Linked DNA regions of Homo sapiens: all the other regions are linked to region 2. A link is a contact called in ENCODE Hi-C or POLR2A ChIA-PET data. All regions are on one chromosome and are shown on one strand. Each heading gives the region's core, a stretch centred on a gene start or an enhancer-like site at or near the end of the contact. The rest is flanking DNA. Distances are from core to core; before and after follow the strand shown. Region 1 overlaps FKBP5 (FKBP prolyl isomerase 5). Region 2 holds the start of MAPK14 (mitogen-activated protein kinase 14). Region 3 has its middle 18 kb from the start of ARMC12. Region 4 holds the start of PXT1 (peroxisomal testis enriched protein 1). Region 5 holds the start of ARMC12 (armadillo repeat containing 12). Region 6 overlaps PXT1 (peroxisomal testis enriched protein 1).

Region 1 (4,513 bases), core at 1,959-4,458, 430 kb before region 2:
TCTTGCTCTGTCTCACCCAGGCTGGAGTGCAGTGGCGTGATATCTGCTCACTGCAGCCTCCACTTCCTGGGTTCAAACAATTCTCCTGTCTCAGCCTCCGAAGTAGCTGGGATTACAGGTGTGTGCCACCACACCCAGCTAATTTTGTTATTTTTAGTAGAGACAGGGTTTCACCATGTTGCCCAGGCTGGTCTCGAACTCCTGACCTCAGGTGATCCACCCGCCTCAGCCTCCCAAAGCGCTGGGATTACAGGTATGCGCCACCAGGTCTGGCCTAGACTCTTTATTTCTAGGAAAAACAATTCTCTGAAACTTTACAACTACTTTTAATATTAAGGGTATTCTATTTTAAGTTTTTGATGTAATAAGAAAAATGGATGGCTGGTATGACAGCATAACAGTCACCAAGCAATATGATAATTTGGATTTCATAAGAAAATCCTGACTGGGCGCGGTGCTCACGCCTGTAATCCCACACTTTGGGAGGCCGAGGCGGGTGGATCACCTGAGGTCAGGAGTTTGAGACTAGCCTGGCCAACATGGCAAAACCCCATCTTTACTAAAAATACAAAAAATAGCCAGGTGTGGTGGCACGTGCCTGTAATCCCAGCTACTTGGGCTGAGGCACAAGAATCACTTGAGCCTGGGAGGCGGAGGTTGCAGTGAACTGAGATTGCGCTACTGCACTCCAGCCTCCAGCCTGGGCAACAGAGGGAGACTCCATCTCAAAATAAATAAAAAAATAAATAAATAAAAATAAAAAAGAAAGAAAATCCTTTATTCCTACTTCTGTAACATAATAGCCTATATTCAAATCTAGAGATTTCCTAAAATGCTTCTTTTCTAACACTGGCTGATCTACTTTACTTTAGATCAACAACTTGTAGAGAGACTAAAAATCACTCGTTCTGTTATACTCATTCCATGCCCAATAAAACAACTATTACCTTCCAAATAAAAATTCAAATCTAACTTATTCTACTTTTGAACTACATGATCTCAATGAAGCTCTAAAATTCTATGATTCTATGACCTGGTAATATCACTCTCAATATCAATATAGTCCAGAAACCAGCTTCAAATCTAATTCCTGCAGTTAATAATTTAATTGAATTACCCCTAGCCCAGGCCTGAGAAATGAGAAAAACTGAAGAATGAACAGAAATGGTGTAGACACTAGGGGCCGAAATGTCCCCTGGACATTTATGCTCTAAAGCGTTCTACCCTTTTCTTCTCTTTTTTCGATTTGCTAAATCTTCTCTGTATTGTTCCAATTTTAGTATATGTGCTGCCGAAGTGAGTACTCACTACTCTTTTTTAACTCACCAGTATTAATACCATCTTGATGTGTTCCCCTTGCAGACACAGAATGGGGTCTAAGAAACTTGGGCCAAACTAGAAAGGGCCTAACTCTTGAGTCAGCTCCTCCAAACAAGGGCTAGAGTTGGAGTGGCTTGGTAGAGCTCGCATATGGCATTTTAGTTTATGTCCCACACTCATAAATGCTGATAATTCCTTCTGTTAGACTTACTTTTAGAATGCTCTAGATAAAATTAACTTGTAGCAAATTGAAAGTTCATTCTGAATTGGAAAACATTTAAAAAATAAATTCAAATTTAAACTTTTTCAAATACAGTCACGCTTCACTTAAGGATGGGGATACATTCTGAGAGATGTGTCATCAGGTATTCTCATCACTGTGGGAACATCTTAGAATGTTCTTACACAAATCTAGATGGAACAGCCTACTATAACCTCGGCTAAGTGGTATAGCATATTGCTCCTAGGCTATAAATCTGTATAGCATGTTATTGTACTGAATATTGTAGGCAACTGTAACACAATGGTAAGTACTTGTGTATCTAAACATTGAGAAGGTAAAGATATGGAATTATAATCTCACGGGACCACTGTCCTATGTGCAATCTGCTGTTAAACAAAATGTTATGCAGCATATGACTGTACATGCATACTAGAGAGGTTCTACAGGGAGTCTGAGGCTTAAGATATTTTTACTGAATTCGCTGAGGGTGGTGACGCACACCTATAAGTCCCAGCTACTCGAGAGGCTGAGGTGGGAGGATTGCTTGAACCTAGGAGTTCCAGGCTGCAGTGAGTTGTTATTGCGGCACTGTAATCTAGCCTGGGTGACAGAGTGAGACCGTCTCAAAAAAAAAAAGATATTTTTACTGGAGTAAAAATTGATATTTCTAAGGAGGTTAAGAGTTCTAAAAAGTTTGCATTTCTAAATATTTAAAACTCTGCCCAAGAAATTTAGACTAATAACACTTTTCATAAAAAAAAAAAAGATTTGCTGAGCAAAGTAAATTTCTCATGTATTGTGGAATGTCTCAAGTATAGAGATTTATTGTCCTAGTAGCTCACAACTTAGTTAACAGATTTTTTTTGTCTGAAGTTTATTGTTGGAAGTATCATCTTCCTCCCTTAAGGAGAGTACATTTAGTGGGGGAGGAAATTATCAGTACATTTGTTGTGGCTTTTGGTTGATCAAGTTTGAATGTTTTCAAAACAGGAAATCCAGAGACTCTGCAAGGATTCCTGCCTGTGCGTTAGTTTCCTAGGCTGTTTTTCAGCTTGATGTATGTACTTGATATTAAAATTAAATGAGTAATTTCAGAAGTTCTCTTTAGATGTGATAACCCATCATTAGTGAGGGAAAAAGATTGGCTACTAATAAACATGTTGGGAAAGATAAATGAAGTAACCATGCCAAAAAAAAGTCAAACTGTAACAAAGGCATAATTAAGAAAGCAAAACATTCATTGTAGCTAGTCTTCTCAGAGAGACAATAAATGACAGAACTAGTGTCTGATGCTGTAATAGGACAGTAAACATTTGTGATAGCTCTTATAAATATTTTCTACTTTACATGTGGACTAATCTTTTTTTTCCTGGTAAATCTAACCCTTCACAATTGGACCCTGCAGTACTATAAAATCTTAAACGGATATACATCCAGACATATACACCCCAGTTTATATAAAAAACCAAAACCATCGCCTTGTAATACTGACAACATTCGGAATGTCAGAGTAAAAGGAGGTATCACAGCCTCATGGTGAATACAGCCCATTGATTCTCTACATCTACAAGTAGCAAAGGGCATTGCTGGGTTAACTGGTTTCTAAACTTGGAACACTGATGTGAAAAGTTCTACGAGACTGCTGACAAGAACTCACACACCACTTGGAGCCACGGAAAGACTGCTGATTGCCACAGTAGGGGCCCTGATTGCAGTAACAGATGCAGATGAGCCTAGCTCCTATAGCTCCACTTATTCTTTTTAATGTTATCTTAAAAATTCCTACCAAAACAAAACAGAACAAAAACCATGGCAGCTCTGGCTGTGGAAGCCCTGTGGTTGCTTTTTGACCTGGCATCTTTTAGTGCAAATACTAACTTAATAAATATTTAATAATAACCATCGTGACTCACTGGGAGTGCAGCCTGTAGGGCTCAGGAGGTCTGTTGCTAATCCCAACCAGCATGATTTACGGGAAGTAAATCATCTATGACATGCCCAAAGAGAATAAAAGTACATACAGGATGCTTCTACTTAGGGCTTTTTTGGTAGAGAAAGAAATAAACAAGTTAAAAAGAGACAACATTTTTTTCTTGACTTAAAGACTATGTAACTTAAAGGGGGAGGGAGGTCCTCCAAATCCCCACAAAGTCAAACCAAACCAAATTACCCAAGCTTAGCTGCGCAATCGGAGTGTAACCACATCAAGCGAGCTGCAAAACATCACTTAAACTGGAGCTCTGACTTATTGTTCTCTTACTGCCCTAGAGCAATTTTGTTTTGAAGAGCACAGAACACCCTGTTCTGAATGTGGCTGGCACATGAACTCGATGTGCTGACAGCAATTTGTACTCCGATTAAAATAGGGGGGAAAAAAGGAAAGAGAGTGCACAGCAGTAACAAAAATGAAATGCAAGAACCCCTAAACCATGCAATTTGTATTTTAGGAAGCAAAACTGAGAAAGAGGCTCCATAACTTAAAAAACAAAAAACAAAAAGCTGTAAATGCTCCAGCCTAAAGACATTAGCTCTGGTAAGTGTCTATTTTTCCCTTTTCTAATTATAGTAGTTGGTGTCTGATAGCTTTGCACTCATTCTCAAAACAATTACTGGGTCATGAGGATCTGAATGGGAATGTTGTAATGGCATTACTACTCGACAAGACTGGTTATCTGGCCAGAGAAAACCAGGTTGTGACAGGTTACTCCCACTGAGCAAGAGTTTTCTCTGTTGCCTAATTCATGCCAAGTGAGCTTCTTTCTGCCTGTGTCTCCTGCCTAATAGAGCACAGTATCCAAGAGAGTAGGATCTTAATAACCCCCTGAAAAAGCAAGCAGAGATGGCTTTCTAAAAGCAGGAGAACAAGAGAAATACTTCCAACACGCATGGTGGTCAGATTTCCCCTAAGCTGTCCGCCTTCCTCCTCTGCACTGTTTTGTACTACTTAGGATGAACACACACCACTGTAAG
Region 2 (4,376 bases), core at 1,851-4,350:
AAGTGGTACCTGGGTCGCCCTCCTCATACCTGAGTCGTGGGATCCCCTTGGTATTTGGTAAACCTGTATACCAAGGCTCCTTCTCTCTCCGAGGTTTTGCTATTCTTGATCGAGGGCCTATTTGGTGCCAGGCCTCGTGTCCTGAACATACAGCAGTGCACATGTGTCACATGTGTACTGCACAGACGGTAATTCACTAACGTCTCCGGAAGACTTAAGCCTTCCTCAGGTCAGAAGAGGTAAAAAGAAATGGAGGCTAGGAGGGTCACCCAGGTCTCCAACCATAGGCTGTCTGCCCCACAAACCCGGCTCTCCCCACTGAATGACACCCTCCTGCCCAGATCTGCTCTGGATGCAGACATGCCATCTGCACTCACTCCCTTTACCCTCCTCCCACCCTATCCCTGTCCCTAGCACTGTCTCTCACTCCACCTTGTATTCCTGCTTGGCCCAGTTACAGTTTTACACTTGTTTGTTTGATGACTGTGTTAATGTCTACCTTATAATGCACTTTATGTATTCCTTTTTGTAAATCATCTTACCCCTATGAGGGCAAGGACTTTTATCCCTTTCATTAACTGTTTTATTATCAGTGCCTACAGCAGTGTGGTGGACATAGGAAGTATTCAATTAATTTTTGTTGAATGATTGCCCTCCCATTGATTGTAAGCTCCACACCGGCAGCAACTGTAGTTTTTAATCACTTTTAAACTGCAAGTGTTTGACACCTAGTAGGCATTTAATACACATTGGTTGAATGAGTGTATGAATATACTGCTTACTTTATCTTTACCCTTTCATTCACCCTCACCTCATCATCCCAATTTGTAGGATAAAAATGTGCATTTCTGAGGATTCCTACTTCCAAGCTTCCTCCTCACCCTTTGTAACCATTCCCTCATTCCCTTGATCCCCCCAACCCCATCCCTCATGTCTTCACAATCATGTTTTTGCTCTTACTTCCCCTTCACCCTCCATTACTTCTTAGAAAGCTTCCTATCCTCCCTAGTTTGGAACATTCTCAAGCAACATGTTTTTGTAGATAAGAGAATTCCAGCCTAAGCTACATTGGATCCAAAACAGCTTTCCATGAATCACCCATGACTATCTGTTTTTTGGTTTTATATTGCTTTCCTTGAAGAGGACTGAGGATACTGTACCACTTGAAATCATGGTCACTGTTCATAATTTTTTCAACAAATATTTATGACACATGTTTTATGTTCTAGACATTGTGCTAGATGTTGGGACAAGATATGCAAAGTCTGAGCCCTCCAAGGTGTGTATGACACAAAATAGAATAATCACGGGAAATGTTGAGAAATGTCCTGGCTTGGATCTAGTTATTTCTAATACAAGAAACTAAGAGAATGAGACAGGATCTGATTCTTCTGCTCATTGTAACAAGCTTTAGCATAGGCATAGGTTGATAATGGATGTAGGCATGGGGTTAGAATGCCTTGCCCATTCACATTTATCTTGTTTGGTTTTTACAAATGACTCTGTTAGTCGGGAATGCAGGGCAGGAATTCTCTCGTAGAAGCTGGAACTGAGGTTCAGGAAAGGTCAGTTGACTTGCCTAAATTCGATGAGACTCCTGCCCTATTCTCCTTACTCGAAGAGGCCTGAGTTAAATGCTTAAAATCCTCTTCACTGATGGCTCTTCAGGATAGGAGTCAGTTTCAAATCTTCAGTGTAACGGTTTTTTAAATGCTTCTCAAAGGGAGATATCAGAGACTTTCCTGAATCAGAATCACCTAAGATGTATTATAAAAATGCATGCTCTTGATCAAGACCTCCTCTGACCTACCCAATTAGACTCCCTGTGAGTTCTGGGAACTTGCATCTTAAACTCCCAGGGTGATTTTTCTGCATGTAAGTTTAACTGGGAGAGTTTTAATGTAAAGCTTCGGTTTGTTTTTGTTTTTGTTTTTGTTTTTGAGACGGAGTCTCCCTCTGACGCCAGGCTGGAGTGCAGTGGCGCGATTTTAGCTCACTGCAACCTCCGCCTCCTGGATTCATGCAATTCTCCTGCCTCAGCCTCCCGAGAAGCTGGGACTACAGGGTCGTGCCACCACGCCCAGCTAATTTTTGTATTTTTTTTAGTAGAGACGAGGTTTCACCATGTTGGCCAGGATGGTCTCTATCGCTTGACCTCGTGATCCACCCGCCTCGGCCTCCCAAAGTGCTGGGATAACAGGTGTGAGCCACTGAGCCCAGCCCCTGGAAAGCCTCAGCTTTGATGCAGGGTTAACATTTGCCTTTGGGACATATTTCGTCAGCATCTCAAAGAGTAACCCATATGTCCTTGAGCAGATGGGAATGCAACAGCCTTCTGGCCGGAACCTGTCTCTTTCTTTCTTTCTTTCTTTTGAGACGGAGTTTCGCTCTTGTTGCCCAGGCTGGAGTGTAATGGCACGATCTCGGCTCACCGCAACTCCGCCTCCCGGGTTCAAGCGATTCTCCTGCCTCAGCCTCCCGAATAGCTAAGACTCCAGGTGCGCGCCACTACGCCCGGTTAATTTTGCATTTTTAGTAGAGACGGGGTTTCTCCATGTTGGTCAGGCTGGTCTCGAACTCCCGACCTCAGGTGATCCGCCCGCCTCGGCCTCCCAAAGTGCTGGGATTACAGGCGTGAGCCACCACGCCCGGCCACTTGTCTCTTTTTTATGCAAGTGTTTTTTGGAATTTGGGGGTTCAGGTGAGCAGGTGCTCTGCTGCTGGTAACTACTCGCAGTTAAAGATCTTTTGACTCTTTCCCCGACACGCTATTTGTCAGTGTCGTTTTCCACCACAGAGCCAGGTATTTGCCCCGCCGGCCACGGTGAGGCGCGCGAGGCGTGTGCTGCCAGCTTCTCTCTTCCTTCCCCGGTCCGCCTTCGCGCCCTTAAGGAGACAGTCCCTGGGAGTTTCTGCCTTTGGTCTCCAGTTATTGTTCTCTTCTCGCGAGAACTGCTCCTCCCATCCTCTTCTCTCACGAAGCCCCGCCCGCGGAGAGGTTCCATATTGGGTAAAATCTCGGCTCTCGGAGAGTCCCGGGAGCTGTTCTCGCGAGAGTACTGCGGGAGGCTCCCGTTTGCTGGCTCTTGGAACCGCGACCACTGGAGCCTTAGCGGGCGCAGCAGCTGGAACGGGAGTACTGCGACGCAGCCCGGAGTCGGCCTTGTAGGGGCGAAGGTGCAGGGAGATCGCGGCGGGCGCAGTCTTGAGCGCCGGAGCGCGTCCCTGCCCTTAGCGGGGCTTGCCCCAGTCGCAGGGGCACATCCAGCCGCTGCGGCTGACAGCAGCCGCGCGCGCGGGAGTCTGCGGGGTCGCGGCAGCCGCACCTGCGCGGGCGACCAGCGCAAGGTCCCCGCCCGGCTGGGCGGGCAGCAAGGGCCGGGGAGAGGGTGCGGGTGCAGGCGGGGGCCCCACAGGGCCACCTTCTTGCCCGGCGGCTGCCGCTGGAAAATGTCTCAGGAGAGGCCCACGTTCTACCGGCAGGAGCTGAACAAGACAATCTGGGAGGTGCCCGAGCGTTACCAGAACCTGTCTCCAGTGGGCTCTGGCGCCTATGGCTCTGTGTGGTGAGTGTCGCTGGGCCTGGGGCCGCTGTGGGCAGGGTGGCCCCTCGCGCCCGAGGGCCAGGCCTGCTCCACTGCTCAGCGTTGCGTCAAGTGGCAGGAATTTTCCTCGGGGGAGGGCATTGCTGCCCCTTCGAGCTCTGCCCGTTCTGCACCTCCAGCACCCCTCGCCCTGCACTCACGCAGGTATGCGGTCCACCGTGTGCAGCACTCAGGTCCGCTGCGAGAGGTAGGTGGTGGTGCTGGAGCTCGGTTCTGGCTAGCACCCTGCGCCTTCCCCTCTCGGAGGGTTGCTGCTCGGCAACAGGCACCGGGGGAAGGGCCGCTTCCTTGGGGGTCTCCCTGCCTACCTGGAGCAGAAGGACCCTCTCCCGTGATGCGCCCACGCTGGGGCTCCGGACCCTGGGTCCTCTGAGCAGACAAGCTCGGGGAACTGCCGGGAGAAGCAGAAGGGCACAGCCCAACCCGAAGACTGCGGTCATCTGAACAAAACTGACCAGGAAGGGAGCTCTCTCCGGGCCTTTTTTTTTTTTTTTTTTTTTCAAAACTCTGTCGAAATCCCATCTTGAAAAGCGTTCTTTTTGAATTCGCACTTGAATTAACAGCGATCCATAGAGCTTAAAATACCGACTTTATCTCGGTGAGCACTGTGCCAGCTTGAGTGGTGTGTTTCCGATTCGGTTGAAAGCGTATTTCCTTTCCGTGGAGGGGCGGCGGTGGTAGTGCCTGCAAGAACACTGCAGCTTGAGAAACTGGCAGGCTCACTGATTAGTCACATACCACTGCTCATTTAAGTATTGTTCGACAAAACAA
Region 3 (4,497 bases), core at 1,889-4,388, 310 kb before region 2:
GGCTGGTCTCTGGATTCCTGCTGTGCTGCCCTGGAGGAGTCTGGGAGAAGCCACCCTTCTGTTGAAGAGGGCTAGACTGCCTGGGACCCTGCTGCCAGTCCCAAAGCTGCCACATCAACCTTGGGATTGAGCCCTCTTCTAAGACTTTCCCACCTCCCCACAGGGGAGAGCATGGGCATGGGGCATCTGCAGCAATGGGAAGAATGGATGGGCTAGAGGGAGGAGTGTGGCAGTGAGAGCAAAGACCAGCCTCGTGTTTACTGGTCTCACCAAACCTCAGCTCCTTGGAGACCTTTGTTCCTAGAAGTGATGGAATCCTTACCCCACCCCCCGCCATCCCTATTCCTGCCAGGCACCCAAACAAGGTGCTGTCCCAGAGTAAACCCACAGCTCTTGAGCTTTTTCTCATTCCCACAGGGCCATCAGTAGGAAAAATTAATAGAAAAGATTCCAGTTGGATACAAAGCCAGAGGCAGCTGGGAACCAACAACTGAGCCCACATTTCCCCTACAGTGTCCTCAGCTCAAGGCATGTGAGCTGGGCTTGCCTGAGAGCTGAGGGTGGAGAGGAGCCTCCTATCATGAGAGAGCGTGTGAGAGTGTGTGCCTGTGCGCCCATGTGTGTGCACACGTGTGCCTGTGTGCCCATGTATTCATGTATGTGTGAGTGTGTGCTCCATGTGCACGTGTGTTTGTGGGGCTACATGCCCATGTATGCATCTGTGTGTATGCACGCATGTGTCCACATCTGTGTTGCCCATTACATGCCCACGTGCATGTCTGTGTGCACCCTGTGTGTATGTGCAATGAATGTGCACCTGTGGCAATGCACACCCATGGGAGGGGCAGGGGAGCTGTGGGAGCGTGGGGGACATTTTTGCAAACTCGGTGTTGTGGGCAGGCAGGTAGGAGTGGGTCTGGACATGGCTGTGGGAACAGGAGTCATGTGTTTGTGGTGGAAGGAGGATTTCTGCCCGGGTGTTTGTGAATGAGGACTGGACGACTGAGGTGGGGCAGCTGTGCTTCTGGCTGAGGCCCCGCCGTCTCATCCTTCCTGGGGTCACCTCCCAGGGCAGCCACCTTTGCCAGAAGTGCCCAGGTTTGATGCTCCAGCCTGGGCTGGCATGGCCAGCAGAAAGCACAATGTCTTGGAGGCCCAGCAGAAGGAAGACATCAGTCTCTGAACATTGAAAAGGGGCAGGTGAAAGTGTAGGGCGGGAGGAATAAGTCCCTTCGATTCCTCCAACGGTGGCTGGCAAAACAGACCCCATCTCCCTGGAAGGCTGTGCCCTAGGATGGGAGGGTTGCAAAATGGAGGCAGCTCTGTCTCTGTTCTAGTAGTGGAGACCTGGATGACACCACTCCCCAGATGTCCAAGGACTGGGGGGCCTCTGGGGGCGGCATTTGAATTAGGCCATAAACGATTAGGAGAATGTCAGAGGAAGGAAGTGGTAGGGGAAAGGGGGCATTCCAGGCGGCAGAAACAACTCGAGCAAAGGCACAGAGGCGGGAAAATGCAGGGTGTGCTCGCGAGAGCCAGAGGTCCTCTGCAAGCTGCCTCCCGCATGTTCATGGAAGAAAGCTGAGGCCCAGAGAGAGGAAGTGTTTCTAAGACCTAGCAGTAGAAATGAGGTCCTCTTACTCCAGGTCAGTGATTTTTGTCACCCTAAAAAGCTTGCAGGAGGGAACACCGGGGAATCGGCTGTTGGTTTGGTTTCCTTTGCTTTCTTATCCCCATCTAGGGCTGAATCAGGGATCCCTGTTCTTTGCCTTCCTCTGCCAGCAGCTAGCTGTGTGATTCTGAATAAGTCACTTCCCCTCTTTGGGCCCCTCATCTCCAATACAAAGGAGGTATAAGGCCCGGCCTCACCTGGGAATCCCAATTCGGACTCCATAGCAAGCTAAAATGTGGCTTAGTTATTCTCCTATCCTCAGCACCTAGCAGAATCTACAGCACAACACAGGTGCTCAAATAACTGTTTTTGAATGAAGAAAGGAAGGAAAGAATGAAAAGCATCATGACTCTTCCTTAGCACTCTACTTTGACAGCCTCAGCCTCTCCCCTCCCCAGGCAGGACAAAGGATACAGGAGTTCCAAACCTTGAAGAGGAAGGCAAGAAAAACAAATAATCTAACTACACAGGGGCCCTAAACTCTGCCTCTGGGTAGATGCCCCTGAGAGAACCTTTCCTTGCAGCCTTGGCCTTGCTGAAACTGTGCAGTGGGGAGGGCCTGGAGGAGGGGCAGGGACCTCTAGCAGAACAGGAGGCAGCTGGGCCTGAGCCACAGCTGGCCCTCCCCTTGCCCCCTCCCAACTCACAGCCTCTCTGCTCCAAGAAGTGTCCCAAGCCCTCTGGTCCCAACCCTGAGGGGTTGGGCTGGGTCTGAAACCTCCTGTTTCCCAGCCAATGATACCTTCATTTTTTCCAGTTCCAGTAACCCCTTTTTTGAGGCCTCCCTTTCATGTTAAGAACTTTATTGCTCATTTCCCTCTTCTATGACAGCAGCTGTATTTCTTTTAACTTTGTAAAACACACACATGATCTATGGTGATAGAAATCAGAATCAGTTGCCTCTGCGGTAGAGACTGACTGGAAGGGGGCACGAAGGAATTTGGAGGTGGTGAAAATGTCTGAAATCTTGATCTAGGTGATGGTTACATGGGCAGATATATTTGTCAAAATTCATCAGGCTGTACACTTAAGATCTGTGCATTTTACTGGATGTGGAATGTATGTACATTATACCTCATAAAGTACTGCTAGCATCTAAAAGATACACATACAGAAAAATACACGGAACGGACATGCTCAGTTTAATGAATTATTTAGCCAGCGCCTGTGAAACACCACCCACAATGCCTGGTGCCCCTGTGTAGTCCACAGAGCCTGGCTATAACCAAGCAGTTTCCCAGGGACACCAACACCCACAGACAGGGCACCTCGACTCCAGACACCATGTGCCTCTTGCTTCCCGGATTCATGGAAACACAGAGACCAGGGATGGGGCAGAGCCCACAGGCTTTGGAACCTAGAATTTCCCATCAGTTCAACCCCAAGCTTGACTGCAACTCCCATTCTAGTGAATTGAAGGAACAGAAAACACACCATTTCCCCTTTCTGGGAGGGGGGTTTCCGTACCCGGCCTCCTCCAGTGAGTCTTGGCTGAGGGGTGGGGGTTGTCCCTAGTTAAAGTCAAGGAGAACTGTGCCTTCCCTGCATCCCTGCTAAAAATAACCCCAGGCAGTGTTGCTGCCACTGAGCAGCAGGAAGGACAGAGTCATGTTTTGCTTTAAAACTAGAAGCAGCTCGGCAGTTGGGGGCTAGGGCGGGGTGGGAGAGCAGGCTAGGGATCTGAGAACCCTGGCTGTGCTCCGTGCACCCCCACCCCCAGCTGCAGCTGGTCTTCCGGGGGTGCCTGAGAGGGGTGTGTGTATGTTAGTGCGTGCACGCGCATGTGTGGTGACAGGGCCTCCCAGCAGCAGAGCAGGGAGCCAGGGAAGCCTGGGAATGGGTGGGGAGGGGTCTCTGTCCTGATAACTGGAGCATGCAGCTGGAGGGCCAGGCGTCACGTACTCCATGGGGTCCCTACCTCCTCTGAGAAGCGTTCTGTCCCTGCAGCCCACACCAGGCTCCCTGGGGGTCGGAGAGTCTAGCCTTCTGCAGCGTGGCTGCCTGCCCCTCGGGGGCTCCTTGCACACACAGGGCTGGGGATTGTCGCTTCGTAGTCCCTGTCTCTGTCTGGCTTCCGCTCTGCCCAAAGAGAATGTGAGGTCCTCAAGGGTGGGCGCAGTCCGGCAGCGAGGAATTTCCCTGGAAACAGGAAGTACAAGATGTGTCAATGCAGGATCCTAGCAGAGGAGTGACAGGCTGAGTAAAGGGAAGGGAAGAGGCCCTCCTGGCTGCTCACTCTTGCTCTCTCCTCCCACTACTCCCCTGCCTGTCTCATGCATCAGAGGCCTCACATTGTTGGTCTCTCTTTCTCTGTGCATGTCTTGGGTCCCCAGCTCCTTGGAGCCACGATCATCCTGCAGTTGGCCTCCATTTTCCAAGGTAACAATAAAGAAGAATCACCATTAATTTCACAGGTACCCCATTCCGGGCACTGTGCTGACCCTGATGTGGATGATCTCATTTAATCCTCCCAGCAAGCCTGTGATATTGGAATGATTACAATTACTCCTTATTTACAAATTAGGAAACTGAGGCTTAAAGTGGTAAAGTGCTAGTCTAGGATCCCACTGGTAGTACATGAAAAAGGCAAGGCTTGAAGTCATGATATGGAACACAGAGCATGTCCAAGATGACTGTCCAGAAGACAATAAGAATTTTAGGGCCGGGCACGGTGGCTCACACCTGTAATCCCAGCATTTTGGGAGGCTGAGGCGGGTGGATCACCTGAGGTCAGGAGTTTGAGACCACGCTGGCCAACATGGTGAAACCCCGTCTCTACTAAAAATACAAAAATTAGCCAGGCATGGTGGCAGGCGCCTGTAATC
Region 4 (4,800 bases), core at 1,990-4,489, 420 kb after region 2:
AACAACAACAACAACACTCATATAAGGCTGAAAAAAAAAAAAAAAAAACAACTAAGCATTCTCAGTATTAGGTTCAAGAATGAGACTTGTGTGTTCATAAACAAGAGGTCATGTGAGCTGCCAGAGCCAGTACATGGGATACGAAGGCCAGAGCCTGTTTGTAAACCATTAACAGGAATAACAAGAGATAAACATTATCAGTTTACACCCAGCCTCCGCCGAAACCCAGCGTAACACATTTCCACATTTCCTGACTCCCCTATCCTGACTCCCCACAGGATTCTGAGACCAGCCTGGGCAATATAGTGAGACTTCCTCTCTACAAATTAAAAAATTAGCTTGGGGTGGTGGCCTGCACCTGTAGTCCTAGCTACTCAGGAGGCTGAGGTGGGAGGATCACTTGAGCCCAGGAGGTTGAGGTTGCAGTGAGCCATGATCCCACCACTGCACTCCAGCCTGAGTGACAGGGCAAGACTCTGTCTCAGAAAACAAAAGAAAACGAACATTTAGCAAATTTAATTATTCGAGAGAGACAGTTCAAAATCTAGGGATTTTTGGTTTGTTTTTATATTTACTACATAAGCTTAGTCGGTAGAAATGAGGATTAGCTTTTTGTATGACAATTTACAATAGCTATTATTTAAAAAATATTTTTATTCTTAAGAGTCAACCTTGACCGGGCGTGGTGGCTTGCGCCTGTAATCCCAGCACTTTGGGATGCCGAGGCGGGTGGATCACGAGGTCAGGAGATCGAGACCATCTTGGCTAACATGGTGAAACCCCATCTCTACTAAAAATACAAAAAATTAGCCGGGCACAGTGGCGGGCGCCTGTAGTCCCAGCTACTCGAGAGGCTGAGGCAGGAGAATGGCGTGAACCTGGGAGGGGGATTAAGTCCAGAAGATCGAGGCTGCAGTGAGTGGTGATCACCCAGCCTGAGCAACAAAGGGAGACACTGTCTCAAAAAAAAAAAAAGAAGAAGGTTTTGGTTTCAGATACAAATAAATATCAGAGACTCGGGGTCTTGAGATACCTACATTAAATTAGAAATAAAATGATAAAAACCAGCAAACACCTATGCTTTCTGTGAATATACATTTCTCATATCCCGTCTCCTTGATGTCTGCCCAAAAAAGGTACCCAGTCTGATATGCTGTTCATTATATGAAATTTTAGCCAAAAGTTGAACCATTAACTATTAAAAGTCATGTTATCACTTATTTATTTTGGATGATGGATAACGGGTGTTTATTATATCTTTCTGTATGCTTTAATTTCCAAAATGAAAGTGTTTAAAAAATAATAATAAGACTCGGTAGTTAGCCTGATTCTCCAAACTTCAGGCCAGATTTTTGTATACCACAAATCTGCAGCCAGTGCAGTGGCTCATGCCTGTAATCCCCAAACTTAGGGAGGCAGAAGCAGGAGGATAGCTTGAGCCTAGGAGTTCAAGACCTGCCTGGGCAACAGAATAAGAACTCCATTCTCCACAAAAAGAAAAAAAAAAAAAAAAAGAAAGACAATATACAAATCTACGGGAAGGAATCTTTCCAGAAAGGAAGAATTTGTTTCAAGAACTGTTTTGCAGGAATATCAGAAGGTTTTTTATTTTTCTTTGACTCAAAGGCTGTAACACTGTACTTTATAAAAATGGAAATAAAGGCATTAGTTTGAACAATCCTCTATGCTGCTACTGTTGTAAAGTTTGGAGCCTATAACTCACTCAAATTGGTTTATAGCCATGTGTTTACTAAATCTTTTTTCATATTCCTTTTCTCCAGGCATACAGGAATTTATATCTCACAGCCTTCTTAGAGTCAGTCAGGTTGAGCCTGGTGACTAGTTCAGGACAGTGAAACGTCAGCAGAAGTGAAAAGGCCACTCACTTCTGGCAGAGGCAAAGGAGAGCCCTTACAGGATTCTCCAATCTAGCTCTTCTGCCAGCCCGGAAGTGCTGGGAGGGCAGAGCCACTGACGCAAGCAGCAGGGAAGCTGAGTCACCATGGGGACGTGAGACTGACTTACAGATGACGAGTGCAGCCTCACAGCCTAGTCCATGTTGAGATAAACACAATACAGTCCTGCATACTTTATAGTCATAAACGAGGGAGAATAGAAATGGAAAATGACCCTCTAGGCCTCTAAGACCAAATTATAATGAAAAAATTTATGTCTTCAGTTTTGAAAATTAAATTTTTTGACCCTGATAAAACAAATTTGCTATACAAGTATCCGTTAACCGTGTGAAACCTACTGAGTCAAACTATTTTCTTACATTCCTTCCACTTCAACACCAATTCTAATCCAATTCCAAATTAGTTTTCAGAGAGTCTCTTGTAAGGAAAAGGAGAATCGACTTCGAATTTTAAAATTTGTGCTATTATTAGTTTATAGAGCTTTCAACAATTTACAAATAGTTTGCATAATCAGTATATTTAATTAGTATATATAGACATATATATATATATTTGAGAGGGAACTTCACTGCAACCTCCCAGTTGCCTCCTGGGTTCAAGTGATTCTCCTGCCTCAGCCTCCCAAACAGCTAGGGTTATAGGCGCCCACCACCACGCCCGGCTAATTTTTGTATTTTTAGCAGAGACAGGGTTTCATCATGTTGGCCAGGCTGGTCTGGAATGCCCAACCTCAGGTGATCTGCCCGCCTCGGCCTCCCAAAGTGCAAGGATTACAGGCGTGAGCCACCAAGCCCGGCCTAGTGTAATTTTTAAAAGTACAAAAGCCACTAGAAACCGTGACAATAAGAACTTCCTTTTGGGTTTTCCAGCATTTGGTTCATAGGACATGGACCATATATAGATGTTTTTTGAATGCTGAAATCTTTTACTCATAACACAGTTTTCCCAGTAACTTGCTTCCGGTTGATTTAAAATTTGTAATACACCTTTGTAATAGCAGGTACCTTCATGAAACTCAGTATTTGAGAAAAATGTGGAGTTTTTCCCCCTTTCTTTTGGCCAGAATGTATATCCAGGGTAGTGACTTTCGAGCAAATGCGTTTAAGCAACTCCAGTATTCTTACTACGCTACCTCCAACCTCGCTCCACGCATGGGGAGATCAGGGTTCCACATTTTCGGGTAAGCATTAGCCGTCCTGGCGCTGCACGAGCGTATTCTACAATTCCGAAAACTACTAACTTTTCCGTCTGCAACCTTTAATAATTGAGAGGGTATGCGCAACTCAGAAAAGTGCGCCCGCTGAGGTTGGGTGCAGAGTGGACTGGAGGAAAGGCGACACCCATTTACGGTGCGGCCCCGGACGGGGTCCCCAGACACGGCCTTCCCGGCGTGCCACGCGCGGAGGGGACTCTTAACGTGAAGCGCTGGGTGACTCAGCCGCGTGGCCGCGCGGTCCGGGGCGGGGGGCGCGCGCCGCTGCGGCACAGCCGGTCCCGGCTGCGGCTTCTGGCTGCGCGGCCTGCGCGCGCCTCCCGGGCGGATTCCAGCCCCGAGCGGGACAGCGCGGCGGGGAGCGACGAGTAAGTGGCGGCGCGGTACGGTTTCGGGCGCGAAGACCGGGCAGGGAGAGTGTGGCGGCGGGCGTGGCCCGAGTCTTCCCTTTGTGGCCGAGGGGGCGTCTCCTCCGGACGCGGCGGCGGTTCGGACCCCCGAGTCGAAAGGCCGCGGGGCTGAGCTGGGCGCGAGGAACCTGTGGGCAGCGGCTTGATGGGCTCCTGTTTCCGCGCGGAGGGCAGAGTCTGGTGATCCTGGGGAGGGAGGCGACGCTGCGCCCAGGTGGTGGGCACAGCTGAAGTGTAACTTGACTGCTTGACTGCTTTTTGCAGGCCTCGGGTGGTTCATCCCGCCGGAGAGGAATGGCGAGAACCTGGAGTGTTGACTGGCAAAACATTTGCAGACGCGGTTTTTCTGGCAATTAATTGGCTCCATTAAAAATTAGGTAGTTGGTGGGGACTTCCTCCTGAACTCTGGAGCCGAGCGCATTTTGCTCGGTCTTTTCAGCCCTGTTTCCGCGTCTTCCTTCCCTGCCACCCGCAAATTGCCAGCTTTCATCCGTGGCTCTGAGTGCAAAAGAGCTGGGGAAAGCCTTAACCAGCAATTTTCTTTTAAATAAAACTTTGCTTTTTATAGCAGTGTCTTCAGGTTTAGAAGCCCAGTTCTGCACTATGAGAAAACTCTTCTATTTTGGAGTTTGTGATTCTTTCTGAAAATTCCTCAGTTGAAGAGATTTATTTTTAAATAAGAATCTAGTGAACAAACTAACATGATAAACAAGGCTGTGAAGGAACTGTTTAACCAGCTTATGAAAATATGTCCCAGAGTCCTTAGTTTTGTTCCTGTTCGCTGTGCGAGAAGTTGAGGTAGTTTTTTAATGGTCTTCAAAACAAAGTGTTGTAGTAGTGTCTGTCGGATGTGATGAATCCAGAGTCAGAGGACTTCCGCTCAAGGCCCCCACCTGAAACCCCAATTCCTAGGCCATAGTTCTGAAACAGAAGATTGTTCCTTAGTAATAAGGTTGCAGTACCCTAGCACCTCTTCCATAAATTTGATTCTAGAGATTTGTGATGGGTCCCTGAGTCTGGGATTTAAGCAAGCACCTGCACTCTTGGTCTGTTACTGATGATCCAGGGACCGACCACACGTTGACAGACACCACCTTTAGGCTGGGCTGGGAATTTTAAAAACTGCCCAACAGCCTTAACCCTTTGTCGATGTTTTCCTCCCCTGCCCTAAACCAGTCGTAGGACAAGAAGCCCTGACTCTCCAGAAGCCAATATGAGAAAAGATAGTGCTTTTTTTGACCCTGACACGGGGTAGGAAATG
Region 5 (4,451 bases), core at 1,363-3,862, 290 kb before region 2:
CCAAAGTGCTGAGACTGCAAGTGTGAGCTACCACGCCTGACCTAAGAAAATACATTTTAATTCTCAAAATAGGAGTGACATCATCTGAATCTGTTAGTTCCAGCCAGGCGCGGTGGCTCGTGCCTATAATTCCAGCCCTTTGGGAGGCCGAGGCAGGCGGATCATGAGCTCAGGTGTTCGAGACCAGACTGGGCAACATGGCAAAACCCTGTCTCTACCAAAAATACAAAAAATTAGCCTGGTGTGGTGGCGCATGCCTGTAGTCCCAGCTACTTGGGAGGCTGAGGCGAGAGGATTGCTTGAGTCTGGGAGGCAGAGATTGCAGTGAGCCAACATCGCACCACTGCGCTCCAACCTGGGTGACAGAGTGAGAACCTGTCTCAAAAAAAAGAAAAAAAAAAAAGAAAGAAAACAATTATTCCCAAGAAAAGATGGTCAATGGACTTTATGCCAACAAATAGACATTCCTTTGTCTTTAATTTTTTTGTTGTACTGTGGACTAGTAAAAATGTCACTCTAGGAATGACTCTGCCTCTAATCTCTCTGAATCATTTGAAGGCAGAACCAGAAGAAATGGGCCTTAGGTGTGGCAGGAGGGAGTTAGGTTGCAGCCAAGAAAGAACACTTTTTGGAGGTCTTTAAAGAACAGGTGAGCCTTACCTGTGCTTAGGAAGTGAGGGTTGCAGAATCGGCTCCATGGGATGGAGGGGCCAGTAACTCTGGGTCCCACCCTGGAGAAGGGCAGAGCAAGGACCTTGTCTTGAGGGATTTATTCTCAGATCCACCAAAGTAGCCTGGGAACCTAAATGACAGTTCCCATCAGGCAGCCGTTTTCTGCTCGGAGTTCAGTGGAGATGCGATGGGGTTGCATGGCAGTGGGGAGGCTTCCATGGGCTTCTACTCACCCCTCACCACAGGGAGTTCATGTAGTCACCCACCTTGGGGCTAAATAGAGTGCCAGGAATGATGACCCTTGAGGAGGGCTGAGGACAGGAATAGAATGGCCACCCAGGAGTGTTGCTTGTTCCCTGCCTGCTGCCTAGGGTGTACTGGGCCAAGGCTCTGAGTGGGCAGGCCTGGCTGGCCGCAGCATCATTGGAGATGCTGTTTCCCTACCTCCTTCCATCCTGGGTGCAGCCCAGGACCCAGAGCCTTCTGTCCCAGTTCTCCCAAAAAGGGATCAGGGCCAGGTAGGTGAACACCTGTTCTGGTGCAGCATGCTCAGCACTGGCTGTGGGCGTGGCCCTAGTTTGGAGCTGGCCACTTGCCTGTTCTGCAACAGAGAGTGGGGACAGAAGTTGCGGGGAGACCCTGGTGGGGAAGAGGGAAGGGTCTGGTCTCACCTGCCCCATCCTAGTGGTGGGGATCAAGACCTCCACAGGTGGGCTCACATCCTCTGGGGTGGTGGCATCTTCTGACTCCAGAGGACCTCACAAGCCGCCTCATATCCCTGGGGAGGCTGAGAGGTGATACTTCCAAATTTAGCTGAAAGGCACAGACTTACCCACATTTTAATCCTGGAGTTTTAGAATGGTAAATCCGAATCCCTTTAGGTTACAAATGCAGAAACAGACTAAGGCAAAGGCGATCCCTTTCTCCTCCAAGGTCACTCTGGTTAGAAGGGTCTGGAGCCCCAGTTACTAGATGCTGTCATTGTTCTGCCGCCAAGTCCTTAAAGAATGGCAGAACATGACTTAAACCACCTGCTAAGTACAAGATTCTATGCTGGAGATGCAAAGGTAGCTGTCCTCAAGAGCACTTTGTCAAACAGGTAAACTTCAGGGCAACATGCAGATGCTGGAAAAGGGTGGATTTGCCTCAAGAGTCTGTGCATGCTTTCTAAGATACTCCCCTCCTTTTCATCCTCTGATGCGGGGAGGGAACCCTACCTGAAGAAACACCCCAAGGCCCAGGGGTAGATCTAGGGTGGAGAGATCACATATGGGAGGGCCCGGAAAGAAAAGGAACAGGGTTGTCAATGGGCATACCCCAAACACCTCACCCAGAAATGCCCTAAGGCCCCAGCCCGGAAATGGACCTCTGCTGCCCTCTAATGGTGGAAAGGCAGCCTCTGGAGCTACCTGCTGGGGTCCCCCCTTAAAGAAGAGGAGATGTGAAGGACACTTCTGCCCTCTCCCCTTTTATTCCCCTTCTGTCTTATGCTTCATCTCCTGTGGTCTCTAAAGCAGAACCTTCTCTTTTTTTTTTTGAAATGGAGTCTTGCTCTGTCGCTTAGGTTGGAGTACAGTGGCGTGTCAGCTCACTGCAACCTCAACCTCCCAGGCTTAAGCGATTCTCCTGCCTCAGTCCCCTGAGTAGCTGGGATTACATGTGTGCGCCACAATGCCTGGCTAATTTTTTTGTATTTTTAATAGAGACAAGGTTTCACCATATTGGCCAGGCTGGTCTCGAACTGCTGACCTCAAGTGATCTGCCTGCCTTGGCCTCCCAAAGTGCTGGGATTACAAGTGTGGGCCATGGTGCCTGGCCCCATCTGTTCTCGAGCACTCCTGGCTGCCCCATTTCCTGACCACTGCCCTCCATCCCATTATCTCCCCAGTTTCCTTTGTTGCCTAGGTTCCAATTCTGGTACCCTGGTTCCTGACCCTGCCAGAGTTCTGGTTCCGGAAGGCCCCCCACAGGTGCCTTGGGCCTAGCTCTCACCTGGGCCCAGGGCAACACTGAAGACATGGGCAAGAGCATCCCCCAATACCTGGGGCAACTGGACATCCGCAAAAGCGTAGTCAGCCTGGCCACAGGCGCCGGGGCGATCTACCTGCTCTACAAGGCCATCAAGGCTGGCATAAAATGCAAACCACCCCTCTGTAGCAACTCACCCATCTGCATCGCCCGTGAGTGTCCGGGCCCTGGGGAGAGGGCTCTGCCCCAGGAGGCACCTGCTCCCGAGGCCTCTGCTGTGGGAGGGCCCAAAGGTGATGCCTCCAAGTTCCTCTTTCCTTTGTCTTTCTCTTGTCCATCTTCCTCAAGCCCACCCTGCAGCGTCCTAGGCAAGGCCCTGCCAGAGATGCTAGCTCAGGGTCCCTGGATCTCACTCAAGTGGATCCTCAGACTCATCTGGCAGGTCTCCAAATACTACATTTCCTCTGGCTCCCAGGATTCCACTTCTTGGAAACTTGGTGTCGGCAGCTCCCCCCATCCCTTTTCTGCCCTAGGAACGTGAGGCTTTAAGGAAAGGGAAGATTGGAGGACTTACTATATGCCCAGAGCTTCCACTAGTCCACATGTTCTTTTGTGCAGAGTAGGAAAATGAGCCCCTTCTGCAAGACTCTTTATTGCCATCTGCTGGAATATCATTGCCACATACTGGTTATGATGAAATACTACTTGTTACCGCCATATGCCAGACAGTTGTTAGAGTAAATGGACAAATCTATGATGGTACGTTATGGACAATACAACATTAGATAGGGTGCCCTTGTGCAGTAAACATTCGTTCAACTGTACATGGTGGTCCTGCATATGGCGAGAAGGCTTCTCCGAAAAGGCAAGGCAGCCTTGTCCCCAAGTCCCTGTCCCCTACTTCCCAACCCCATTCTTTCATCACTTCTGAGTCCACAGCCTGAACTGGGCTGGGGTGGCTGTCTAGGCCTGGCAGTCGAGCGAGAGCGGCACGGGCGGGACTCAGGTGAGCTCCGGAGGCTCCTCAACTCTTTGGAGTGCAAACAGGATGAGTATGCCAAGAGCATGATCCTGCACAGTATCACTCGCTGTGTGTACTTGCTGGAGGCTGAGGTAAGGGAAGCAGGAGGTCCCCCCTAGCCGGCCTGGCCCCTGGGGGTTACGGCCGATCCCTGCCCCTGGAATGGCCAGACTATATCCTGGGACCTCTCTCTGGCTGATAGCGGTGGGGGGGGGGTGTGCGGAGGGATCTTGGTGACATGGGGGGCAGTGGGCCCAGAACACCCGCTTCTCCTGCCTCTTCCATCTCTCCCCAATACTCCAGGCCTCTGCTTGTACTACGGATGACATCGTGTTGCTGGGCTACATGCTGGATGACAAGGACAACAGTGTCAAAACCCAAGCTCTGAATACACTTAAAGCTTTCTCTGGCATCAGAAAATTCAGGCTCAAAATCCAGGTGAGCCCAGGGATGCGTGGTGGGGCATGCAGGATGTCTATAGTCCTTAAGTCCTTTAATTGCCATAGGATAAATGGTCATGTTCCAGAAGTTTGTTTGGGTGTGAATTTGTAACCCAGAAATAAGTGGGAAAACGGTGGTCAGATTCCCAGCAGGGTCATGAAGGCCTTTGAATTTCAGGATGAAACTGAATTGAGGCACTAGTGGTATCTCTCAACCCCAAAGAGAAGGACCCCCACTACCCCACAAGCTCCCTACCACTGCCACGTTTTTTCTGACACCAATTCCCAACACTGGCTGGGTGTTCAACAATTCAATTCAGTTCAGACACTATCCATAGTTAGGGCAGACT
Region 6 (4,681 bases), core at 32-2,531, 400 kb after region 2:
GCATATTAGACTGTATATTAATATGTATTGTATATTAAATGTATATTGATATGTATATTAGATATGTATACTTACCTATTGAATAACACTGTCTTTAACAATCATTGTAGGTTACAACCAGGCACTCCCTAAGAACTTGGAATTAAGAGAACAAATGTCTCCTGAGAACTAAGGGGCAAGATTAATGTATGTATAGTGGAAATGGGTGAGATGGGCAGTAATTGGAAGGGGAGAGGCTCCCAGTTCTCCCTTGCACAAGCTGCTCCCTCTGTCTGCAACCTCCATCCCCCTTAACCCCTTCAGGTCTCATGTCAGGGGTTGCATCTTGAGGGAAGCCTTCTCTGATCTCCCTGCTAGGTCAAATCCCCCATTATGACATCTAGACCTCTCCTTAGCACTTATCACATTATATTTAACATTGATATGTGCAATTAACTACTGTCTGCTTCCTTTACCAGACCATACGCTCCATGACTGAAGGAACTGGTACTGTTTTTATTTATCACTGTCATCTCAGTACCTAGCACAGTGCCTGGAATATAGTAGGTTCTAGAATTTCTGGAATGAATGAACGAATTAAAAAAGAAAATGTATATCTAGAGGAGGAAGGGTTGGTGAGCCATCGAGGCAAAAAATTAAAAAAAGCAAAAGCAAAGCTTCCAAGCACTCTTAAAGAGAAAAATAAGCTAAACTGTACTCTCTATTGAATTCTACAATTATATTTCCCATTTATACTACTTACACACACATGCACACGCATTTATTTATTTAGCCCTTTCCCATCAGTAATTATTACACTTCTGCCCCTTGTCAAATCACTCCATTCCCGCACAGCAATGGTGGGCAGGGCCTCCTTTTGCTTTTACTCATCTTTGTTTCCCCAGGAGTTTCTAATTTCCCTTAAATGATGTGTATCAGGATGGTTGCTCTGGACTTCCCACGACCCTCAACTCTTCTAAGAAAATGTGGCTTTGAATTCCCCATACAAAAATTATGTATTTTCCCCCGAAGAGTTATGTTTGTATGTGTAGAGCGCCCCCAAAGAGATAAATCTTGGCTTCAGCGAGTCACATTCCTGCCTTGTGGTTTCCATTTTCAGTCTGTCTGTGTCACAGCCCCGGACAGAAGCCACTGAGGGGAGAGGTGGACCTCCTCAATCTCCTGCTTCCTCAGTAAGAGTTTTCCTCTGGACAGTACTTAGGCATTTTCTCAGGCTCCCCGCCAGAGAGCGCCGCCAGGTCCTCGGAACCACCTCGCGCACTTTAGCTGGGCGCGCGACCCGCGCAACCAGTGAGAACCCCGCTCCCGCCCTAGGCTTTCTGTGGTGGAAAAAGCGCGCGCGCGGACGAGCAGGTTAGGCGATAGAGGTCACGTGGGCCAGCTGTGGCCAATGGGGAGCGCACATGGCGACGCGGCCGGCGGCGGCGCGCGCGTAGCTCGCCTCGGGCTCCTGGCGGGAGCGGGAGTTAGGGAGGCCGGGTTCCCGAATTACACACACCAGCGTTATTTATTCTATCAGTCTTTGGTTACTCTATCTGGCGTTCTCGACGCCGTAATAACAAGTTCGTGCCCCCTCACACCGCCCCCTCATTCCGCACATCCCTCATTTCTTCAGTGGTATCATAAAGATGAAGGGGAGAAACGCGCTGCTGCCTGAACAGAAAGGCAACCCAGGTGTCCTGGGCCAGAAGTGGGAGGACATGGGAGACAGCACTTTATTGGAAGATCCCTGGTTTCTAATTGTTTGGCAGGCGTTGAAAGCACATTGGTGGCCCACCAGACTACCAGTCACTAATGAGATTTGACATATAACTCGCGTATGGTAAAACGGGAGTTCTAGGCATGAAAACAAGCATGTACGTTAGCTAGTGGGTTGTTAACTCTAAATCAAGGGCAGCAGCGTTAGTAACTTCACCTGCCTCTTCTTTTGAAGTGAAACTGTAATTAGGAAAGCATTTGAGGCAAAAGTAGCAACGCCCACAGAACGCCTCGGAAGACAGCGATCAGCTTCACAAGGAATCTGAGGATCAGGAGGTAGAGTGTGAAAACATACTGGAAAGAGTTTACAATAAAACATAAAATCTTAGAATAGTGGCGACGATTGCACAACGTTGTGAGTATACTAAAACCCTCTGTCCGTACACTTTAAAAGGGTGAACTTTATGTTAAGTGAATTACGTCTCTTAAAAAAAATTACAAGTTCCTAGAAGGTGTTCATAGGTGACACAATCTCAGACTTTGGGGAATAATTGTTGTTGACAACGGAATTAACAAATGAAGATTCAGGCGGAGCGCGGTGGCTCACGCCTGTAATCCCAGCACTTTGGGAGACCGAGGCGGGCAGATCACGAGGTCAGGAGATCAAGACCATCCTGGCTAACACGGTGAAACCCCGTCTCTACTAAAAATACAAAAATGAGCCGGGCGTGGTGGCGGGCGCCTGTAGTCCCAGCTACTCGGGAGGCTGAGGCAGGAGAATGGCGTGAACCTGGGAGGCGGAGCTACAGTGAGCCGAGATCGCGCCACTGCACTCCAGCCTGGGTGACAGTGCGAGACTCCGTCTCAAAAAAACAAAAACAAATACAAAAACAGATGAAGATTCAAAATTTCAGTCAATTCAGTGCTTTCTAAAAAATGGATACCAGGCCGGTCGCGGTGGCTCACACCTGTAATCCCAGTACTTTGGGAGGCCGAGGCGGGCGGATGACTTGAGGTCAGGAGTCCAGCCTGGCCAACACGGTGAAACCCCCGGCTCTACTAAAAATACAAAAATTAGCCGGGCATGCAGTGAACCGAGACTGTACCACTGCACTCCAACCTGGGCGACAAAGTGAGACTCTATCTCAAAAAAAAAATCTGGTGTGGTGGCAAGCAACTATCAGGATGCTTGAAATTTCCCTTTCTCAAGTGGCATGTAATTCTTTTAAAATTAGATATTAGGTTGAAGTTAATGTTCATAATCCCTCTCAGGTATCTAGCATATTTTTTATCTAAAAGCCTAAAACCTCATAAATTTACCTAACACTGTCCTTTAATGCTCTTCAAAACATAAAACTTTAATTTTCCAGCATTCTGGGGCATTTAGGAATCACACATTTTTGCAAAGCAAAATTCCAAATGTATCTTTCCTTCATGTTCTCTCCTCTAGTGGCAAAATCGAGAAGAAATCTAATCTGAATGTTCCCTACCTTAACAATACTGACACTGTCAGGTCCAATTTAAAGACTAATTTTTATTAAAAGATAAATTTGATCTATTTTAGCCCATTTGGGATTACCTTAATTGGTCGTCACAGCAATGATTCAGGGCTAATGGAAACTAAAGAGATTTAGTACCATGAAGCAAAGTCACTTTTAGATTTTTGCCACCTAAGAACTGGGATGAATAGATTTTCTTATAGTTCATATTTAAATAATATATTTAATGTGGGTTGGGCACGGTGGCTCACGCCTGTAAATCTAGCACTTTGGGAGGCCTATGAGGGGGGATCAGTTGAGGTCAGGGGTTCGAGACCAGCCTGGCCAACATGGTGAAACCCCCTCTCTACTAAAAATATTTAAAAAATTAGCCCAGCGTGGTGGTGGGCGCCTGCAATCCCAGCTACTCGGGAGGCTGAGGCAGGAGAATCGCTTAAACCCAGGAGCCAGAAGTTGCAGAGAGCTGAGATGGCACCACTGCACTTCAGCCTGGGTGACAGAGCGAGACTCTGTCTCAAAAAACAAAAACAAAAAATATATATATATATATATATATATTTAATGTCCAATTTTATGGTCTTAATAGCAAGAAAAACACATGCTAAGTAAACTATTTATCTTAGTTTAATCCAAATATCTTACCTGGGTTCCTTGACATGGCTGGAACTGGCTGGGAGCTGACAAGTTGGGTCATGTATGCCTTCTGAAAACTGTATTTTAACCACAGTGATTTGCAACAATGTGTTACTTTGGGAGATGGATTGAGAACTTCTTTAGTTTCATAAACAATGCCATCATGTTTTTTCTTCATGTTTTTTCCCTGTTGAAAAACATATTTTCAGAGGCTTTCCCCCATTTCTCAGTAAATATTTGGTATTTTAGATAAATATTAATGTTTTAACAATATCAGCAGCATTTATTCCACATATAAGAGAGTTATGGATTGGGGTAGAAGGTGGACCAGAGTGATCCCTAAGGTCTTTTTCGATTTAGTTAAACATCTTTCTAGGCTGCCGCATCCTTATCACCTATTACACCGGCCTGCATCCTTATCTCCCATTAGTCTTTCTTCTCTCTCTCTCGCTTTTTTTTTTTTTTTTTTTTTTTTTTTTTTTTGAGACGAAGTTTTGCTCTTGTTGCCCAGGCTGGAGTGCCATGGCCCCATCTCGGCTCACCACAACCTCTGCCTTCTGGGTTCAAGCAATTATCCTGCCTCAGCCTCCTGAGTAGCTGGGATCACAGGCATGCGCCACCACGCCTGGCTAATTTTGTATTTTTAGTAGAAACAGGGTTTCACCATGTCGGCCAGGCTGGTCTCAAACTCCTGACCTCAGGTGATCCGCCTGCCTCAGCCTCCCAAAGTGTTGGGATTACAGGCGTGAGCCACAGCACCTGGCCTCTTCTCTTTTCAAGAGCCACATTCCATCAGGGGAAGTGTGTAAATTGGTACACTGAGAAAAAGAGAGACAAATGGGTATAGCCAA

Evidence for each region. Hi-C counts contacts between places; a loop is a spot of excess contacts on that map. ChIA-PET counts read pairs that join two places held with the same protein, here RNA polymerase II (POLR2A). Pooled maps may share reads with other maps.
Region 1: POLR2A ChIA-PET joins it to region 2 with 13 read pairs in GM12878. The contact joins the enhancer-like site here to the promoter of MAPK14 in region 2. POLR2A ChIA-PET finds 5 or more read pairs at or near these places in 4 of 52 experiments (GM12878, HEK293, MCF 10A and 1 more).
Region 3: a loop to region 2 is called in a pooled map, with 5 times the contacts of the local background. The contact joins the enhancer-like site here to the promoter of MAPK14 in region 2. A Hi-C loop is called at or near these places in 5 of 50 pooled maps. POLR2A ChIA-PET finds 5 or more read pairs at or near these places in 4 of 52 experiments (CD8-positive, alpha-beta memory T cell, HEK293, MCF 10A and 1 more).
Region 4: a loop to region 2 is called in a map of CD8-positive, alpha-beta T cell, with 21 times the contacts of the local background. The contact joins the promoter of PXT1 here to the promoter of MAPK14 in region 2. A Hi-C loop is called at or near these places in 2 of 168 maps with a recorded cell type or tissue (CD4-positive, alpha-beta T cell and CD8-positive, alpha-beta T cell), 10 of 37 single-sample maps with no recorded cell type and 13 of 50 pooled maps. POLR2A ChIA-PET finds 5 or more read pairs at or near these places in 1 of 52 experiments (activated naive CD8-positive, alpha-beta T cell).
Region 5: a pooled map shows a loop between it and region 2 (3-fold over the local background). The contact joins the promoter of ARMC12 here to the promoter of MAPK14 in region 2. A Hi-C loop is called at or near these places in 10 of 50 pooled maps. POLR2A ChIA-PET finds 5 or more read pairs at or near these places in 6 of 52 experiments (CD8-positive, alpha-beta memory T cell, HEK293, MCF 10A and 3 more).
Region 6: a pooled map shows a loop between it and region 2 (12-fold over the local background). The contact joins the enhancer-like site here to the promoter of MAPK14 in region 2. A Hi-C loop is called at or near these places in 1 of 37 single-sample maps with no recorded cell type and 15 of 50 pooled maps. POLR2A ChIA-PET finds 5 or more read pairs at or near these places in 3 of 52 experiments (MCF 10A, activated CD4-positive, alpha-beta memory T cell and activated naive CD4-positive, alpha-beta T cell).

What each region holds. Positions count from the first base shown.
Region 1 is chr6:35,598,248-35,602,760 of GRCh38, forward strand. The region is part of intron 5 of FKBP5 (FKBP prolyl isomerase 5); the gene reads right to left. Among named protein-coding and RNA genes, the nearest start is that of LINC03135, 57 kb to the left of the region's middle. RefSeq lists an enhancer at 2,945-3,450 and a silencer at 4,125-4,419. Within about 2 kb of position 3,209, at least 31 of the 41 ENCODE cell types and tissues checked have a DNase peak (open chromatin) inside an H3K27ac peak, as active enhancers do.
Region 2 is chr6:36,024,708-36,029,083 of GRCh38, forward strand. MAPK14 (mitogen-activated protein kinase 14) reads left to right here and starts at 3,101. Exons shown (of 12, transcript NM_139012.3): 1 at 3,101-3,566. The coding sequence starts at 3,451. RefSeq lists enhancers at 1-380, 2,712-3,151 and a silencer at 3,342-3,441.
Region 3 is chr6:35,716,738-35,721,234 of GRCh38, forward strand. It overlaps a transcript of FKBP5 not described here. Among named protein-coding and RNA genes, the nearest start is that of ARMC12, 18 kb to the right of the region's middle. RefSeq lists enhancers at 762-1,327, 3,766-4,005 and a silencer at 1,715-2,009. Within about 2 kb of position 3,139, at least 28 of the 41 ENCODE cell types and tissues checked have a DNase peak (open chromatin) inside an H3K27ac peak, as active enhancers do.
Region 4 is chr6:36,439,615-36,444,414 of GRCh38, forward strand. It overlaps PXT1 (peroxisomal testis enriched protein 1), which reads right to left and starts at 3,240. Exons shown (of 5, transcript NM_152990.4): 1 at 2,921-3,240. It overlaps KCTD20 (potassium channel tetramerization domain containing 20), which reads left to right and starts at 3,386. Exons shown (of 8, transcript NM_173562.5): 1 at 3,386-3,497. RefSeq lists enhancers at 1,707-2,254, 3,739-3,838, 4,444-4,503 and silencers at 2,061-2,130, 3,289-3,578.
Region 5 is chr6:35,734,420-35,738,870 of GRCh38, forward strand. It overlaps ARMC12 (armadillo repeat containing 12), which reads left to right and starts at 2,613. Exons shown (of 6, transcript NM_001286574.2): 1 at 2,613-2,852; 2 at 3,608-3,753; 3 at 3,965-4,099. The coding sequence starts at 2,690. It overlaps LOC285847 (a long non-coding RNA gene), which reads right to left and starts at 2,528. Exons shown (of 10, transcript NR_027117.2): 1 at 2,422-2,528; 2 at 1,344-1,459; 3 at 661-945. RefSeq lists enhancers at 2,893-3,501, 3,502-4,110.
Region 6 is chr6:36,422,075-36,426,755 of GRCh38, forward strand. PXT1 (peroxisomal testis enriched protein 1) reads right to left here. Exons shown (of 5, transcript NM_152990.4): 3 at 3,840-4,017. The coding sequence starts at 4,008. Among named protein-coding and RNA genes, the nearest start is that of PXT1, 18 kb to the right of the region's middle. Within about 2 kb of position 1,282, at least 30 of the 41 ENCODE cell types and tissues checked have a DNase peak (open chromatin) inside an H3K27ac peak, as active enhancers do.